Regions from separate parts of the Homo sapiens genome. Here region 2 is linked to region 1. A link is a loop called in an ENCODE intact Hi-C map of the cell type or tissue named here. Cell type or tissue: pancreas. All regions are shown on one strand. Links, peaks and the distances in the headings refer to the core of each region. The heading gives the core; the rest is flanking DNA.

Region 1 (10,346 bases), core at 982-8,981:
GATTCAGTATTCCGTATTGGAGGAGACAGAAAGTGGCACGTTTGTGGCCAACTTGACAAAGGACCTGGGACTGAGGGTGGGGGAGCTGGCTTCGCGGGGCGCTCGGGTTGTTTTCAAAGGGAACAGACAACATTTGCAGTTTGATCCACAGACCCATGATTTACTGCTAAATGAAAAACTGGACCGGGAGGAGCTGTGTGGCTCCACTGAGCCGTGTGTGCTACCTTTCCAAGTGTTACTGGAAAACCCCTTGCAGTTTTTTCAGGCTTCCTTGCGAGTCAGAGATATAAATGACCACGCCCCGGAATTCCCTGCCAGAGAAATGCTCCTGAAAATATCAGAAATTACTATGCCAGGAAAGATATTTCCTTTGAAAATGGCACACGATTTAGACACCGGCAGCAACGGCCTTCAGAGGTACACAATCAGCTCCAACCCTCACTTCCACGTTCTCACCCGCAATCGCAGCGAAGGCAGGAAGTTCCCGGAGCTGGTGCTAGACAAACCGTTGGACCGCGAGGAGCAGCCCCAACTCAGGCTAACGCTGATCGCGCTGGATGGCGGGTCTCCGCCCCGGTCAGGGACCTCCGAGATTCAGATCCAGGTTTTGGACATCAATGACAACGTCCCCGAGTTTGCTCAGGAGCTCTATGAAGCACAAGTCCCTGAGAACAACCCCCTCGGCTCTCTGGTTATTACCGTCTCAGCCAGAGATTTAGATGCAGGATCGTTTGGGAAGGTATCTTACGCCCTGTTTCAAGTCGATGACGTCAACCAACCCTTCGAAATAAACGCAATCACAGGAGAAATTCGGCTGAGAAAGGCTTTGGATTTTGAGGAAATTCAGTCTTATGACGTGGATGTTGAGGCTACAGATGGTGGAGGCCTATCAGGAAAATGCTCTTTAGTCGTCAGGGTCCTGGACGTGAATGACAATGCCCCTGAACTCACCATGTCGTTCTTCATCAGCCTCATCCCAGAAAACTTACCAGAGATCACAGTGGCAGTTTTCAGTGTTTCAGATGCAGACTCTGGACATAACCAACAGGTTATTTGTTCAATAGAGAACAATCTCCCCTTTCTACTAAGACCTTCCGTGGAGAATTTCTACACCCTGGTAACAGAAGGCGCGCTGGACAGAGAGAGCAGAGCCGAGTACAACATCACTATCACGGTCACTGATTTGGGGACACCAAGGCTGAAAACCCAGCAGAGCATAACTGTGCAGGTCTCCGACGTCAATGACAACGCCCCCGCCTTCACCCAAACCTCCTACACCCTGTTCGTCCGCGAGAACAACAGCCCCGCCCTGCACATCGGCAGCGTCAGCGCCACAGACAGAGACTCAGGCATCAACGCCCAGGTCACCTACTCGCTGCTGCCGCCCCAGGACCCGCACCTGCCCCTCTCTTCCCTGGTCTCCATCAACGCGGACAACGGCCACCTGTTTGCCCTCAGGTCGCTGGACTACGAGGCCCTGCAGTCTTTCGAGTTCCGCGTGGGCGCCACAGACCGCGGCTCCCCGGCGTTGAGCAGCGAGGCGCTGGTGCGCTTGCTGGTGCTGGACGCCAACGACAACTCGCCCTTCGTGTTGTACCCGCTGCAGAACGGCTCCGCGCCCTGCACCGAGCTGGTGCCCCGGGCGGCCGAGCCGGGCTACCTGGTGACCAAGGTGGTGGCGGTGGACGGCGACTCGGGCCAGAACGCCTGGCTGTCGTACCAGCTGCTCAAGGCCACGGAGCTCGGTCTGTTCGGCGTGTGGGCGCACAATGGCGAGGTGCGCACCGCCAGGCTGCTGAGCGAGCGAGACGCAGCCAAGCACAGGCTGGTGGTGCTTGTCAAGGACAATGGCGAGCCTCCGCGCTCGGCCACCGCCACGCTGCACGTGCTCCTGGTGGACGGCTTCTCCCAGCCCTACCTGCCTCTCCCTGAGGCGGCCCCGGCCCAAGCCCAGGCCGACTCTCTCACCGTCTACCTGGTGGTGGCGTTGGCCTCGGTGTCGTCGCTCTTCCTCTTTTCGGTGCTCCTGTTCGTGGCGGTGCGGCTGTGCAGGAGGAGCAGGGCGGCCTCGGTGGGTCGCTACTCGGTGCCCGAGGGTCCCTTTCCAGGGCATCTGGTGGATGTGAGCGGCACCGGGACCCTATCCCAGAGCTACCAGTACAAGGTGTGTCTGACGGGAGGCTCAGAAACAAATGAGTTCAAGTTCCTGAAGCCGATTATGCCCAACTTCCCTCCTCAGGGCACTGAGAGAGAAATGGAAGAAACCCCCACCTCTCGGAATAGCTTCCCGTTCAGTTAAGTGTGGGATTATTTTACTAAATCTTACTTATGTTTGGAGATCTCTTTTAACTTAAAGTTACATGGTCTGTTTCTTGTTTATTTTACCTCTATTCTTTAGGTTGAAATTTTATATAAAGTAAGATACTGGTATCTTAGTATTTCCTGTTCATGCTTAGTAGTTTATTACTTCACTTGAGGGTACTTGACAATATGAACAAAAAGTAAATTTTTATTTGCATAATTTTAAGCTTTTGAAATTAAATTATCTATTCTTCCCCCCCCCAAAAAAAAGTATTGTAAATCCTTAAGTAAAATTGTATTTCTAGCTATTGGTAAGAGTTGTTTCACTATTGCTATGTAGGACTGTTTAAAATGTGAGTATCTGATATTATTTAATCCTCCAATGTCTCATTTTGCAGTAACTCCTACAGTGTGTAACACTAAAAATAAGAACTAATGATGGCTAAACACTAAAGTAGCCATTCATACTTATGCATATTTTAGTATCCCATAATAGTCAATCCAAAATTTTTGTGACTATAGACTTTACTGAAGTGTCAACACATTAGTTTGTGAGCCTCATGTAAGAACATGATGGTCTTTTTTTAAAAAAAAAGTCGTGCCAATTATAAGTGCTTAATAAATATTTGCTGAATGTTACTAACATTCTAGTATTGATTTTTTAAAAAAACTATTGTATCTACAGCGAAATGCTAATATCCTCTCTACAATAAAATATCCTTACCAATGAGTGAAAGTATGAAATATCACTTCTTAGTCAAATCACTGTTGCTTTCCTTCAAAACAGAAAACAGCTTTGACTCTTCTACTCACCCTACACACCGCTACAGAAAATAAAATGCTTAACAGCATATTTTATCTTTTTTTCTTTGTCTCACAATTTGAAAGTTGAAAGATTTCAAATTATATTTGCCAAACTCCTCCTCTCACTTTCTCAAGATGTTTGATATCTACCAAGATCTAAGTAAGGTATTAGTGGCAGGTTATTCGGTAACATCAGATTTTCCCTTCTAGTGTTGTGTAAGCATCATTTGCTTGTATTAACCATTACACCATTTACCTTCACAGTTTAGCCCATATCTAGTCTTATTTGTGTCAGCTGTATTTGTGATATTTCATTTAAAAATCCCTCTTTCAACTTTCTATCAAAGGCAAGCAATGTATATTAAAATAACAATTCAGTGACTATTTTATTTTATTTTGAGACGGAGTTTTGCTCTTGTTGCCCAGGTTGGACTGTAATGGTGCGATCTTCGCTCACTGCAACCTCCGCCTCCCTGGTTCAAGTGATTCTCCTGCCTCAGCCTCCTTAGTAACTAAGATTACAGGCGCATGCCACCAAACCCAGCTAATTTTTGTATTTTTAGGAGAGACAGGGTTTCACCATCTTGACCAGGCTGGTCTCGAATTCCTGACCTCATGATCCACCCGCCTCAGCCTCCCAAAGCGCTGGGATTACAGGTGTGAGCCACCACACCTGGCTGACTATTTTATTTTTATCCTTAATTGAAGTGGAACTGGGCTGAACTAAATTACATTTGACTGTGTTTTGTGTCCAGATAAGTGAACTGACTGTCATGGATGATTACCAACTGATTAAATGAGTGTGGGGAACATTTACTATTTTGTGTTCTCAGATATATACCCTATTCTCCTTAGAACAGCATTCTTCCTTGGTGAGATTCCTTCTTCCATTGTTCTCACTCCAGTCACTTGGCTTTAGTTGGAGCAGTAGTGTTTTTCAATATCCCCATCCCCCTAATCCTAGAGAATGTACACTGGGGTAGTATACTGTCCAATGCAGACAGGTCAATACCCTTCCCCAGACAGTGTATTTTTGACTTTGTCAACTTTGTTGTCTTCTTTACATCTGTAGAAAAGACATTGCCTAGATTCTGAGCTTATATTGATTTTTTTTTTTTTTTTTTGAGACAGAGTCTTGCTCTGTCACCCGGGCTGAAATGCAGTGGCACAATCTCAGCTCACTGCAACATCCACCTCCCAGGTTCAAGTGATTCTTCTGCCTCAGCCTCCTGAGTAGCTGGGACTACAGGTGTGCACCACCACACCCAATTAATTTTTATATTTTTAGTAGAAACGAGGTTTCACCATATTGGCCAGGCTGGTCTCAAACTCTTGGCCTCCAGTGATCCACCCACCTCAGCCTCCCAAAGTGCTGGGATTACAGGCGTGAGCCACCACACCTGGCCTATATTGATTTTTAATAAGACAAACCACCATTTTCTCTAAATTTCACTGGGCATTGCACATAATAAATTTATGAAGGAAAAAAAGTCCTAAATGGTGGCCAGGTATGGTAGCTCAAGCCTGTAATCCCAGCACTTTGGGAGGCCGAGGCAGGCAGATCACTTGAGGCCAGGAGTTCAAGACCATCCTGGCCAATATGGTGAAATGTCATGTCTACTAAAACTACAAAAATTAGCCTGGTGTGGTAGCACGCACCTGTAGTCCTAGCTTCTCAGGAGGCTGAGTCAGGAGAATCGCTTGAACCTGGGAGGTAGAGGTTGCAGTGGGCCAAGATTGAGGCCACTGCACTCCAGCCTGGGCAACAGAGTGAGACCACGTCTCAAAAAAAAAAAACAAAAAATTCCCAATGGTTATGTAGACCAGAGACTAACAAGAAACAATATTTTTATTTTCTTTCGGGAGTTACAGGCACATTACAATATGAGAATGAAACTAGATTTTGAAAGTTCATGATTTCTTCCAGTACAATAGAACAAATTAGCATTTTTGTAATAGAATGTAAATTCCCCAAGAGCAAGAATTTTTATGTTTCATTTACTGTATTATCCCAGGAAGCTACATGAATGTCCCTACAGGTAAATACTTGTTAATAAATGAATTTGCCTGGAGCAGAGTTTTGTGTACTGAACCTGCACCTTTATAAGGAAGATGAATATAGATACAGACATTACTTTTGCTGTAACAACCATTCTTAGCTACCTGAACAAGGCCTCATAATAGCCGGGGGAAAAGGGAGTATATAACAGGCTATGACCTAAAAGGCCTGCTATATGTTTTAGCTATTACAGTATACAGTGTGCTTTGAAATGAAAATTATCTGAAGTTGTAAAGCAGAACGCTTGGTGGCGCTGCAGGCTGAGTGAAAAACTGCAGAATCAGTGTCTCCTTAAAAGCTGTGCGGGTTTTCTGGCAGCTCCAAAAGGAAACACTTTTTCACTACTGGGGATAGGTTTCAGAGAGGCAGCCATCCCATGTCGGTCAATGTTAAAAAGAACTAACTCAAGATATTTAAATCAAGATAGCTGAGTTGGCTGTAAAGCAATTATTTTGTGATTAAATACTGCATCTTTTGGACCCTGAGGAATGATGGAGACGCCGCTCCCCAAAGCACCAGAGAAAAGGCAAGTGACCGCCATTATTTTCTTATTACTACTGTGGGAGGCGGGCAGCGCTACGATTAAGTATTCAGTTCTAGAAGAGAGGGACAGCGGCTCTTTTGTGGCCAACTTAGCAAAAGATCTGGGGCTGGGTGTAGGGGAACTGGCCGCGAGAGGCGCCCGGATTCTTTCCAAAGGGAACAAACAGTATTTGCAGCTCGAACGGAAGAGTGGGAATTTGCTCCTAAAAGAAAAATTGGACCGGGAAGAGTTGTGCGGTGACATAGATCCATGTATACTACATTTCCAGATGTTACTGAAAAATCCGGTGCAGTTTATTCAAGGTGAACTACAGCTCCAAGATGTAAATGACCATGCCCCAGAATTCTTGGAAAATGAAATCCTCCTGAAAATCTCCGAAGGCAGCCATCCAGGGACTTCATTTCCTTTGAAAATAGCTCAAGATTTGGACGTAGGTAGCAACACAGTTCAGAACTACTCAATTAGCACCAACTCCTATTTCCACCTTTTCACTCGCAATCACAGCGACGGCAAGAAATACCCAGAGCTCGTGCTGGATCAAGCGCTGGACCGCGAGGAGCAGCCCCAGCTCAGGTTAACCCTCACAGCGCTGGATGGTGGGTCACCGCCCAGAACTGGGACTTCCCAGGTTCTCATAGTGATTGTAGATATCAATGACAACGTCCCTGAATTTGCTCAGCGGCGCTACGAGGTGCAGGTCCCAGAGAACACCCCTATAGGTTCCCTTGTCATCACCGTCTCTGCCAGGGATTTAGATGCTGGGACCCACGGGGAGCTCTCCTATTCATTTTTTCAATACTCCAATCAAATCATTCAGGCCTTTGAAATAAACTCAATCACGGGAGAAATTAGATTTAAAAAGGCGTTGGATTTTGAGGAAATTCAATCTTATCACATGGAAGTTGAGGCCTCAGACGGTGGGGGTCTTTCAGGAAAATGCACCGTAGCCATAGAGGTAATGGATATAAACGACAACGCACCGGAACTTACTATGTCCTTACTTATCAGTGATATCCTAGAAAACTCCCCAGAAACAGTGGTCGCTGTTTTCGGAATTTCGGATCCGGACTCCGGGAACAATGGAAAAATGATGTGTTCCATCCAAGACCATCTCCCTTTCCTTCTAAAACCTACCTTAGAAAATTTCTACACTTTGTTAACAGAAGGAGCGCTAGACAGAGAGAGCAGGGCCGAGTACAACATCACCATTACTGTCACAGACTTGGGGACACCCAGGCTGAAAACCGAGTACAACATAACCCTGCGGGTCTCCGACGTCAATGACAACGCCCCCGCCTTCACCCAAACCTCCTACACCCTGTTCGTCCGCGAGAACAACAGCCCCGCCCTGCACATCGGCAGTGTCAGCGCCACAGACAGAGACTCAGGCACCAACGCTCAGGTCACCTACTCGCTGCTGCCGCCCCAGAACCCGCACCTGCCCCTCGCCTCCCTGGTCTCCATCAACACAGACAACGGCCACCTGTTTGCCCTCAGGTCGCTGGACTACGAGGCCCTGCAGGAGTTCGAGTTCCGCGTGGGCGCCTCAGACCGCGGTTCTCCGGCTTTGAGCAGCGAGGCGCTGGTGCGCGTGCTGGTGTGCTGGACGCCAACGACAACTCGCCCTTCGTGCTGTACCCGCTGCAGAACGGCTCCGCGCCCTGCACCGAGCTGGTGCCCCGGGCGGCCGAGCCGGGCTACCTGGTGACCAAGGTGGTGGCGGTGGACGGTGACTCGGGCCAGAACGCCTGGCTGTCGTACCAGCTGCTCAAGGCCACGGAGCCCGGGCTATTCGGCGTGTGGGCGCACAATGGCGAGGTGCGCACCGCCAGGCTGCTGAGCGAGCGCGACGCGGCCAAGCACAGGCTGGTGGTGCTGGTCAAGGACAATGGCGAGCCTCCGCGCTCGGCCACCGCCACGCTGCACGTGCTCCTGGTGGACGGCTTCTCCCAGCCCTACCTGCCTCTCCCTGAGGCGGCCCCGGCCCAGGCCCAGGCCGACTCGCTCACCGTCTACCTGGTGGTGGCGTTGGCTTCGGTGTCTTCGCTCTTCCTCTTCTCGGTGCTCCTGTTCGTGGCGGTGCGGCTGTGCAGAAGGAGCAGGGCGGCCTCGGTGGGTCGCTACTCGGTGCCCGAGGGCCCCTTTCCAGGGCATCTGGTGGACGTGAGTGGCACCAGGACCCTGTCCCAGAATTATCAGTATGAAGTTTACCTGGCAGAAAGCTCTGAGAGCCAGTTAAAGTTTCTTAAACCGGTACTTCCCAACTTCTTGGGTGAAGGGACTGGTGGGGACAGCGAGGCAAACTCCAACTCTAGGAATCATTTTGGGTTCAATTAGGAATCTGACAACAGGTCGTGATAAATCATAGAATTCACTATTCATCTGTAAGTTCCCAATTCTCTCATTCGCGTAGAGTCACATATTCACACATTAGTAATGGCTGTCATATTTATAGCTATTTCAACCTGCTGGACTATTTTCCATTCCCTTTAATTTTTGTTGTGGTGGTTGTCAGCTATGTTAGTTACAGCATGTGCACACAATAGCAGAGAAATGGTGTTTCCTATGGTTGTTGTTTTTGTTTGGTCAGATTTTGGAACTCACAGGTGTTTTCAGGTTCCCAGTATTTGAACTTGTTCATTGATATGTTATGATTAAGAGAATAGTGTTTCAAACTTTCTGGTTATCATCAGCATGACTCTAAGTCTATCGTAAATCACAGCTTTTAGCCTAAAAAATAATTTTCATTTATGCAAAAATTTTAGTAATCTTGTAAATTGTTGCACTTCTGTTGTGTTGTTTCAAAAACACTACTCTTCCCTCAAATGAACCAATATTTTACCTAGGTGATGTTTTCTCTCCTGAATTTCTTTTTTCAAAATTGATATTTATAGACCATCGGCTGTTATTCTAAAGGATTCAACTCCTGTTACATGAAAGAATAATAGAAAAAAGGTTGGTTGACTTGTGATTGCTTTTTTTTTAATAATAAATGGCTTTGGTATGTAAATAATGATTCTCCTTCTTTTAAAATAATATATAGCAGTGGCTCACACCTGTAATCCTAGCACTTTGGGAGGCCAAGGTGGGCGGATCACCTGAGGTCAGGAGTTCGAGACCAGCCTGGCCAACATGTTGAAACCCCATCTCTACTAAAAAATACAAAAATCAGCTGGGCGTGGTGACAAGTGCCTGTAATCCCAGTTACTTGGGAGGCTGAGGCAGGAGAATCCCTTGTGCCTCGGAGGCGGAGGTTGCAGTGAGCTGAGATCATGCCACTGCAATCCAGCCTGGGTGACAGAGAGAGACTCCATCTCAAAAATAAATAAATAAATAAAAATAAAATATAATCATATGATTCAAACATACAGTAAGTACAAAAGAGAAAGCAAATTAACATCATTATTCCACCATCAGAACTAATTTCATTAAGTCAACATCATTCTAAAATATTTCAATGAATGTATATAAGAATAAAGTAATAGATGAAAATAATTTTATAAAATGGATCTATAATAAATTGATAGCTTCTGATAAAAATGATTAGATTGAATACAATAAAACGAAGTGTGAAACTATAGAACTTGCTTAAGCTTTGATAAGTAGTCCCTATAAAGGTTAAAAAGCAAGATTAGATGCATATTAAGACATTAGCATTACTTAACTGCCTGCTTAAAAATGAGCAAATAAACATTTTATACCCGTTCTTTCTTAAACTTACTTATCCTTTTTGTATTAAATATATATTACCTTATCAATATTTATAACATTTACAATGTATTTTGAAAGAATACTTGCCATAATTGTTTATGCATTTCATATTTTTTTTAGACGGAGTTTCACTCTTGTTGCCCAGGCTGGAGTGCAGTGGCGTGATCTCGGCTCATTGCAGCCTCCACCTCCCGGGTTCAAGCGATTCTCCTGCCTCAGCCTCACAAGTACCTGGGATGACAGGCGTGCGCCACCATGCCTGGCTAATGCTGTATTTTTAGTAGAGATGGGGTTTCACCATGTTGGTCAGGCTGGTCTCGAACTCCTGACCTCAGGTGATCCACCTGCCTCGGGCTCCCAAAGTGCTGGGATTACAGGTGTGAGCCACTGCACCTGGCCAGCATTTCATATTTTTTAAATTTTAATTTAAAAGTTTTTTCCAATTTTATTCAAGTCTGACTGCCCAGGGTAACCACTTTTGATGCTCTTATGTGTTTTCCCATATTTACTTCCCTATTTTTAAAAATCACATATGCTTATAAAGTGCTTTTTCTCAAATCCCAGTTTTAGATATCCAGTTTTTAAGGGGTACACACACAGACGCACACACAACTCGGACATTTCCTCTACCTAGCAATATCAAAATTCTGTTTAGATAATGTTTATATAATTGTCACCATAAAAATGTTACTTACACCTAAGCCTGAAGAGTAAAAACAAAAAGCCTCTTTTTTTACCTTTAAGGTCATAATTGCCTTCTTTTTCAACTACTTTTCTATGTACATCTTTTAAAATTACCCACAAATTTTGTAAAGCCTGAAGCTCCTAACTTAGGTTAAACTCATAAAGAAATTTATCGGTTCCATTCTTTTCTCCTGGAGCCATCCTGGAGCTATTCAGAGTCTTGTTCCATTGTACATTGTTTGC
Region 2 (9,783 bases), core at 635-8,634, 230 kb after region 1:
TGAAAATCTAAATGGAACTTCAAAGAACTGTTTTGTTGTTTGTTTTTTAGAAAAAAAAGTCCCAAAAAAGAAAAGAGAGAAGATAATCAATTCGATGCCCAGGAAGCCAAATAGACTTTACATAGAATTCTTTTTAATGCAACCAAACAAATGGTCAGGATTCTTCCCAATATCTCAGTCAACAATAATATACACTCTTTAAACTATGAAATGATTTCAATTTGATACAATGAGCTTATGTTAGATTTTATTAAACATATCTTGGCGGTCTAGTAAAGATCTTTAATATTTAATTTTATGATGTTCGATAACTTAGAAAATGTGAATGCTAGAGACAATGAAGCCATTTACTCCATAGGGTATGTATGCTTTGTGTTCGGAGTAGTCTATAATTTAATTTAACTAGCTCTTATTTCCTTTTCTCCAAAGAAGGTACCAAGACACTATAAATTAATTGAGACTTTTTTAAAACAGTAGAATAAGAAACAAATGTGAGATGAAACTATGAATTTTGAGGCATCAGGTAAAAATGGATCAAGACATTGAGAGCTATAACCTCCAAACATGAAAGTTTGTTTGAAAATATCTACAAGTGCTTACATTGTTTAATAATCATACACTTTGCTTGCCTCAACAAGAAGTTCAAAAGTACTATTAAACAAATAGAATTTAACTCCAGTTTACAGAATTCATCTATAATACCTCTATTAGTTCCTTTAAACAAAATTTATCTACTTTGTGAATGCAAAGATAACTATGGATTATTTTGATAGATCAAAACAGAATGTCCTTCAAAGTGTTCCCTGTATTCTGGAGCAATGCCACCAGAAAGCAGAAATAGGTTACTTAGGAGCCTCCCACAAAACGAAGTTAAGCTTTCTTAGTGTTAGTTCTGGATTCTCCTCCTGGTTCCACCAACTACTCTCCAGGACCTAGAAGAATTTACAAACCAAGACTGTTTCTTGCCAGGTCTTTATTCCAGAGCAGGTCATTCTCTTTTATTCTGCAACTATGTGAAAGGAGCTTTCTTTTCTTTCTGCTAGCAGAGGGTAGCCTCGGATCCATCAATAATTTAGTTTTACTCTATCAACATCAGTGGAGAGACGAGTACCTCTAAGGATCCTGTCAGGACAGTCCTGCATTTTGCTCAAATGCTGTCTAGAGATCCCTGTTTTCTCAATTACACTAGAATAGAGTAGGATGAAGATTTGAATTGCATACTAGGATGAAGACTTGAATTGAATTGCATAATGAAAAGAATCAGCCAATCCATTATCCAGTTTCTTATGAATTCACAGCCCAGTAGGATCTCTGCAGATTTCTGCCTTCTGTAGAAAATGGGTTGCTTCTATAGCTGATTGCTGCAGCCAAGACAAACAACGATTTCTTTCTTTTTTTCTCACAAGACTGGGAGTGAGAATATTTGGATTCCGACATTGTTCTACTACTATATAATCAATAATCAGGAACAAGGCAAGGCAATTCCCTCTTTCTTTCTTTCTTTCTTTCTTCTTCTTTTTTTTTTTTTTTTTTTTTTGGCAGAGTTTTGCTCTTGTTGTCCAGGCTGGAGTGCAATGGTGTGATCTCGGCTCACCACAACCTCCACCTCCCGGGTTCAAGCGATTTTCCTGCCTCAGCCTCCTGAGTAGCTGGGATTACAGGCGCGCGCCACCACGCCCGGATAATTTTGTATTTTTAGTAGAGACGGGGTTTCTCCATGTTGGTCAGGCTGGTCTCAAGCTCCCGACCTCAGGTGATCCGCCCGCCTCGGCCTCACAAAGTGTGGGATTACAGGCGTGAGCAACAGCACCTGGCCCCCCCTCTCATTTTTTAAACGGTTAAAATGAAGGTGTTAGACCGTCTCTAAGGTTCTATACAATCAAAAATTTATTAAAATAGGTCTATATATTTTACAACAATTTTGACTTTCTGAATCTTGCATCATGGTGTCTAGAACATATGTGTTCAATTAATACTGAATTAATTAAAATTTATATACACTGATGTAAATATTTTCTAAGTAAAATCTTTCATATGTATTTAAATAAAATTTACCTTTTTGCCTTCAATAACTGATTTTCCCATGTGCAATAACGTGTGAGTCAGTGCCCAAAAGAGTCACTTGAAAGTTGCAAGGCAAAGCAGTTTTTTAAAAATTATCTAAGATTATCAAACACCGGTCCATGAACACTGTTGCATTAATTCAGTGTCTTAAAATGGATTTTTAATTATCAGGGATATCTAGAGCAAAGAAATCTAACAGGGAAATTTTGAAAGATGAAACAATTTTCTATGAAATCAGTGTATTGTGTGCATCAATGTGGTGCAGTAACTTAGTAAGGACTCACAGCGCCGCTGTTCACCAACCAGGGAAAAATGGTGCGAGAGATCCCACAGAAACCACCGAGTTTTACAGCACAGAGAAACGACAGATTGCGATAAGCCCTCTTCCAGGCTGCACTAAACTCAAGCCTCTATCCTGCTGGATTCTGAGCTCCCCTTCCTAAGACAGAGGGGTCCACCCGGATACACCCGCATTCTGAAGCACTTCCCGAGATCGGCGCCTAAGCAAGAGAAGCAGGACGACTATGGCGGCTCAGCCGAGGGGCGGGGACTACAGAGGATTCTTCCTGCTCTCCATCCTCCTGGGGACCCCCTGGGAAGCCTGGGCAGGACGTATTCTCTACTCCGTGTCGGAGGAGACGGACAAAGGGTCCTTTGTGGGAGACATCGCCAAGGACCTGGGGCTGGAGCCCCGGGAGCTGGCGGAGCGCGGAGTCCGCATCATCTCCAGAGGTAGGACGCAGCTTTTCGCCCTGAACCAGCGCAGCGGCAGCTTGGTCACTGCGGGCAGGATAGACCGGGAAGAGATCTGCGCTCAGAGTGCGCGGTGTCTGGTAAACTTTAACATCCTGATGGAAGATAAAATGAATCTTTACCCTATAGACGTGGAAATAATAGATATTAATGACAACGTTCCAAGATTCTTGACGGAAGAAATAAATGTAAAAATAATGGAGAATACAGCTCCTGGGGTTCGGTTTCCGTTAAGCGAGGCTGGGGATCCAGATGTGGGCACGAACTCCCTCCAGAGTTACCAGCTCAGCCCCAATCGCCACTTCTCCCTGGCTGTGCAAAGTGGAGACGATGAAACTAAGTACCCGGAACTGGTGCTGGAGCGGGTGCTGGACCGGGAGGAAGAGCGGGTTCACCACCTGGTCCTCACAGCCTCTGATGGCGGCGACCCGCCCCGATCCAGCACCGCCCACATCCAGGTGACAGTGGTGGATGTGAATGACCACACGCCTGTCTTCTCTCTGCCTCAGTACCAAGTAACTGTCCCCGAGAATGTGCCAGTGGGTACAAGACTGCTCACGGTACATGCTATCGACCTGGACGAGGGAGTCAATGGGGAAGTGACATATTCTTTTCGGAAAATAACTCCTAAACTTCCAAAGATGTTTCATCTGAACTCGCTTACAGGAGAAATATCAACTTTAGAAGGATTAGATTATGAAGAAACTGCCTTCTATGAAATGGAGGTTCAGGCTCAAGATGGTCCTGGTAGTCTGACAAAGGCAAAAGTACTGATCACAGTTTTAGATGTAAATGATAATGCTCCAGAAGTGACTATGACGTCTTTAAGTAGCTCAATCCCTGAAGACACACCTCTTGGGACAGTCATTGCTCTTTTCTACCTACAAGACAGAGATTCTGGAAAGAATGGTGAGGTGACCTGCACCATTCCAGAAAACCTACCTTTTAAATTAGAAAAATCAATAGATAATTATTATAGATTGGTCACAACCAAAAACTTGGACCGGGAAACACTCTCTTTGTATAACATCACACTGAAAGCCACAGATGGTGGAACTCCTCCCTTGTCCAGGGAAACTCACATATTCATGCAGGTGGCAGACACCAACGATAACCCACCCACCTTCCCCCACTCATCCTACTCAGTCTACATCGCTGAGAACAACCCCAGAGGGGCCTCCATTTTCTTAGTGACTGCACAGGACCACGACAGTGAGGATAATGCCCAGATCACTTATTCCTTGGCCGAAGACACCATCCAGGGGGCTCCAGTGTCCTCCTATGTCTCCATAAACTCTGACACTGGAGTCCTGTACGCGCTGCAATCCTTTGATTATGAGCAGTTGAGAGAACTACAACTAAGAGTGACTGCACATGACAGCGGGGACCCGCCTCTCAGCAGCAACATGTCACTGAGCCTGTTCGTGCTGGACCAGAATGACAACCCGCCCGAGATCCTGTACCCGGCCCTCCCCACAGATGGTTCTACTGGCATGGAGCTGGCACCCCGCTCCGCAGAGCCCGGCTACCTGGTGACCAAGGTGGTGGCGGTGGACAAAGATTCAGGCCAGAACGCCTGGCTGTCATACCTCCTGCTTAAGGCCAGCGAGCCAGGACTCTTTGCGGTTGGGCTGTACACGGGCGAGGTGCGCACGGCTCGGGCCCTGCTGGACAGAGATGCCCTCAAGCAGAGCCTCGTGGTGGCCGTCCAGGACCACGGTCAGCCTCCTCTGTCAGCCACCGTCACACTCACCGTGGCTGTGGCTGACAGCATCCCCGAAGTCTTGGCCGACCTGGGCAGCCTTGAGCCCTCCGACGGTCCTTACAACTATGACCTCACGTTGTACCTGGTGGTGGCGGTGGCCACAGTCTCCTGCGTCTTCCTAGCCTTCGTCCTCGTACTGCTGGCGCTCAGGCTGCGGCGCTGGCACAAGTCACGCCTGCTGCAGGCTTCAGAAGGTGGCTTGGCGAACGTGCCCACCTCGCACTTTGTGGGCATGGACGGGGTGCAGGCTTTCCTGCAGACCTATTCCCATGAGGTCTCCCTCACCGCGGACTCTCGGAAGAGTCACCTGATCTTCCCCCAGCCCAACTATGTAGACATGCTCATCAGCCAGGAGAGCTGTGAGAAAAATGATTCTTTGCTAACATCCGTAGATTTTCAGGAATGTAAAGAAAACCTGCCAAGTATTCAGGTGAGCCCAGCCCTTCCTTTATTTCCATGAGGAATTTATTTGCATGATATTTCTCTATTATTTTGCAAAACAAATGTTTTGAAAATAGGGATTTAAAAAACTTTATAGAGGTAAAAATGAGTTTACCAGTTTCCTTCAGTGGTGACACTTTAATATAGAACACATAGGATATAGTATTTCTTTAGTGAAAGCCTATGGACAAGATTATGAATATGTGGACTATCACATTTTATAATTTCCACCTACTTTCCAATCTATGTTCCAACCTACTTTCTTAACTCATATATTTTATACATTGGAATGAATCGAGTCTTTCATATTGCACAAGGTTAGCAGGAATAAAACACACCTCAGCTGTCTTCTCAGGATTCTCTTTAGCATTCAAATATGTAAAAGGTTCTGAAAGATTTCTTCCATGTGAAGATTTTTTTCTGTGGCTGATTCTGCCTCCATGTACCTCAGCTTGGTGGTCCTAAAAAATCTTGATTGCTTCTTGACCTATTTACAGTATAATCATTTATTAATGGGGTGGTAGTAGAAGGTTGGATTTATGCCTAAAGAATGAAATGTGTGTGTATCACACTTCACTAAGATCTATATCAAAGACAGACATCAAGTCTAATGCCACACTAAAGGCCATCGGACAAAACCAATAAAATATGTCAAATAAAATGTCATTTTAAGTGTTGTAATTGGCATTTGTGACATAGGCAATTACATGTTTTAACAGAGAATTCCAGTATGTTGTTTTAGTGGTACAGCCAGATGAAGTGTGTCTGTGGGCTATCAAAGTGGGAGATTGGGGATACTGGCTTTGTTTCAACTGTCTCACGTACTCAAACCTTAGACCATCTTATGTACACAGATCCTAGACCAGTAGTTGATTTTATTTATTAGGTCTACTGAAAAATTCAGTTGGAAATAACCCAATCTGGGATTAACTACTTCCATATTCTTTTGTATAACATTTTAGTAAAGCTCAGTATATCAAGTGATTGTCATCCAGAAGGGGTGGATGACAAGGTAATCTTGATTCCAGAGACCTTTGAGTATTAATTAAAAACACACTTTTAGCCAGGTATGGTGTTGCAAGCTGTAGCCCACCTGCATGGGAGGCTGAGGCAAGAGGACAGCTTGAACCCAAGAATTGGAGGCCCACCTAGATAATATAACAAGACTCTGTCTCTTCAAAAAAAGACTCTTTTTAGACTAGTGTTGTATTTGGTAGTATTTTGCACATGATAGACTCTGTACAATAGTGTGGGGGATACATTTTTTTTTTTTGACATGGAGTCTCGCTCTGTCACCCAGGCTGGATACATTTTACAAGTTCTGCAGTGTTCACATTTCAGATGTACAATCACTTGGGGTAGAAGACAATGTTGCTGACACCAACAATGTTACTGAGGGAAGATCCTATGGCAGAACTACGGTTATAAGGTATTTTGTAAAAGAAAATCTCCTGACCAAAATTTATTAGATGCATAAAATTGTTTTTAAGCAATGGAGAGACATAATCACTAAACTCAGTGAGCTATTGCAATCAAACTTTCCAGGGATTGTTTCCTTCAATTCAGAGGTCACCAAGGAATGTAAAATAAGTGCAGAGGTAGGAAGCAGTGCTTCAGTGCAGCAGATCTCAGTGACTTTGTGTTTTGAGGCTATGTATTATCCCCCTGATAACTTTGAAGATGAATGTTGTATTTCATAACCAGTAAAATAATTGTGTAATGAGGAGAGGAGTAGGCTACTGCCTGTGATCATCGAAATGAGAATCACATAATATTCCTGTAATGAAATCACTGAAACTATTGGGAAGGGGGTGTATTTGAAGATAAGTATAAATTGCACCTTCTAAAAGGCAATTTTGGTATTACTGATACTCTCCGGAAAAAGTTGAAATAAATCAACTTGGAGGTACTTAGAAAAGTGGAGAAAATGTTAGGAACAATGAAAGAAAGATAAAATGTATCCAGTATATTTCTAATGAGTAAGTATGGAAAATTACTGTACTCTGAGACGGTTTAGGCCAAGTCTGTGTTATGGCTATCTTTATATAGATAGTGCATGTTTGAAGATTGGGGAAAGCTTATGTCAATAAATGTTTATGTACTTAATCTACATGATTTGCCTAAAAATCCTCAAAGTTGGGATGAAGGCATTCCTAAGAGTACATTTTTAGACGTCATTAAATATACAGACGTATCCACGTAGTTTTTGTTCTTTCAGTTAGGCACACAATTATAATTATTGCACTGGTTAACTTGAAGCAGCAGAGGCTGTAGTTTCCTAGTGCTGACTCTGGGCGCCGCTGTTGGCCAAAGTGGAGAGCTTGGCGCTCCAGATCTCCTCGCGCAGCCGCAGCGCGCTTTCCAGGGCAGCCCCAGCTCAGACTCCCCAGCGCCAGCCTTTACACCGCTTCCTCCTCGGAAAAAGAAGAATTTTTTCTTGAACTGGAACTGCAACTAAAGTCCGTTCGGAGATCCAAAAATCTGCAATACAGAGGTTATTTGTAACCCGGCGTCTCCAGGCTGGTGAGCAAGCTGAGGAGAGCAAGAGGGATGGGGAGCGGCGCCGGGGAGCTGGGCCGGGCTGAGAGGCTGCCAGTGCTCTTTCTCTTCCTGCTGTCTTTGTTCTGCCCGGCGCTCTGTGAGCAGATCCGCTACAGGATTCCCGAGGAAATGCCCAAGGGCTCCGTAGTGGGGAACCTCGCCACGGACCTGGGGTTCAGCGTCCAGGAGTTACCGACTCGAAAACTGCGCGTCAGTTCGGAGAAGCCTTACTTCACCGTGAGCGCAGAGAGCGGGGAGTTGCTTGTGAGCAGCAGGCTAGACAGGGAGGAGATATGCGGGAAGAAGCCAGCTTGTGCTCTGGAATTTGAGGCTGTTGCTGAAAATCCACTGAACTTTTATCACGTGAATGTGGAGATCGAGGACATTAATGACCACACGCCAAAATTCACGCAAAATTCCTTTGAGCTGCAAATAAGTGAGTCTGCACAGCCTGGCACACGATTTATATTAGGATCTGCCCATGATGCGGATATTGGTAGCAACACACTGCAGAATTACCAACTCAGTCCCAGTGATCATTTCTCACTGATAAATAAAGAGAAATCAGATGGCAGTAAATACCCTGAGATGGTATTGAAGACACCTTTGGACAGAGAAAAGCAGAAATCCTACCACTTGACTTTGACTGCCTTGGACTTTGGAGCTCCACCCCTAAGCAGCACTGCACAGATACACGTTCTAGTGACTGATGCCAATGATAATGCTCCAGTGTTCAGTCAAGACGTATACAGGGTGAGCCTTTCAGAAAACGTGTACCCGGGGACCACGGTGCTACAGGTGACTGCCACGGACCAGGATGAGGGTGTCAATGCCGAGATTACTTTCTCTTTCAGTGAAGCTAGCCAGATCACCCAATTTGACCTGAACTCTAACACCGGGGAAATTACTGTTTTAAATACATTAGATTTTGAAGAAGTCAAAGAATATTCCATAGTTTTGGAAGCAAGGGACGGTGGAGGAATGATTGCGCAATGCACAGTGGAGGTAGAAGTCATAGATGAAAATGACAACGCCCCAGAAGTGATATTCCAGTCTCTACCCAACCTAATTATGGAGGACGCCGAGCTGGGAACACATATTGCTTTGCTCAAAGTCCGTGACAAGGATTCCAGACACAATGGAGAAGTGACTTGTAAATTGGAAGGTGATGTTCCATTTAAAATATTAACTTCTTCAAGAAACACGTATAAATTAGTGACAGATGCTGTTCTAGACCGCGAGCAGAATCCAGAGTACAATATAACCGTTACGGCAACAGATCGGGGCAAGCCTCCCCTCTCCTCCAGTTCCAGCATCACCCTGCACATTGGTGATGTAAATGACAACGCTCCGGTTTTCTCACAGTCTTCCTATATAGTCCACGTGGCCGAGAACAACCCGCCTGGAGCCTCTATTTCACAAGTCAGGGCTTCTGATCCGGACTTGGGGCCCAACGGCCAAGTCTCTTACTGCATCATGGCCAGTGACCTGGAGCAGCGGGAGCTGTCATCCTACGTGTCCATAAGCGCGGAGAGCGGGGTGGTGTTCGCGCAGCGCGCCTTCGACCACGAGCAGCTGCGCGCCTTCGAACTCACACTGCAGGCCCGCGACCAGGGCTCGCCAGCGCTCAGCGCGAACGTGAGCCTGCGCGTGTTAGTGGACGACCGCAACGACAATGCGCCACGGGTGCTGTACCCCGCGCTGGGTCCCGACGGCTCTGCGCTCTTCGATATGGTGCCGCACGCTGCAGAGCCTGGCTACTTGGTGACCAAGGTAGTGGCGGTGGACGCAGACTCAGGACACAACGCCTGGCTGTCCTACCACGTGCTGCAGGCTAGCGAGCCCGGGCTCTTCAGCCTGGGGCTGCGCACGGGCGAAGTGCGCACAGCGCGTGCCTTAGGCGACAGGGACGCCGTCCGCCAGCGCCTTCTGGTCGCCGTGCGTGACGGTGGACAGCCACCACTCTCGGCCACTGCCACGTTGCACCTGGTCTTCGCCGACAGCTTGCAGGAGGTGCTGCCGGATATCACTGACCGCCCCGACCCCTCTGACCTCCAGGCTGAGCTGCAGTTTTACCTAGTGGTGGCCTTGGCCTTGATCTCAGTGCTCTTCCTCGTGGCCATGATTCTGGCCATTGCCTTGCGCCTGCGACGCTCCTCCAGCCCCGCCTCCTGGAGCTGCTTCCAGCCTGGTCTCTGTGTTAAATCCGAATCCGTGGT

What was found. Peaks named below come from ENCODE experiments on the same cell type or tissue, not always from the same donor. Only the 100,000 strongest peaks of a DNase experiment are listed, where the experiment ranks them.
Region 2: a loop joins it to region 1, with 2.4 times the contacts of the local background. A loop is called at or near these places in 1 of 110 quality-filtered maps.

What each region holds. Positions count from the first base shown.
Region 1 is chr5:141,150,344-141,160,689 of GRCh38, forward strand. PCDHB6 (protocadherin beta 6) reads left to right here. Exons shown (of 1, transcript NM_018939.4): 1 at 1-2,944. The coding sequence ends at 2,299. It also overlaps PCDHB@ and the pseudogene PCDHB17P. Among named protein-coding and RNA genes, the nearest start is that of PCDHB6, 5.5 kb to the left of the region's middle. In pancreas, for the core only: no CTCF peak of the experiment used is centred there; no DNase peak of the experiment used is centred there.
Region 2 is chr5:141,380,312-141,390,094 of GRCh38, forward strand. All of the region lies in intron 1 of PCDHGA1 (protocadherin gamma subfamily A, 1), which reads left to right. All of the region lies in intron 1 of PCDHGA2 (protocadherin gamma subfamily A, 2), which reads left to right. All of the region lies in intron 1 of PCDHGA3 (protocadherin gamma subfamily A, 3), which reads left to right. All of the region lies in intron 1 of PCDHGB1 (protocadherin gamma subfamily B, 1), which reads left to right. It also overlaps PCDHGA4, PCDHGB2, PCDHGA5, PCDHGB3, PCDHGA6 and PCDHGA7, and 2 more genes. In pancreas, for the core only: no CTCF peak of the experiment used is centred there; no DNase peak of the experiment used is centred there; H3K4me3 peaks cover 526 bases.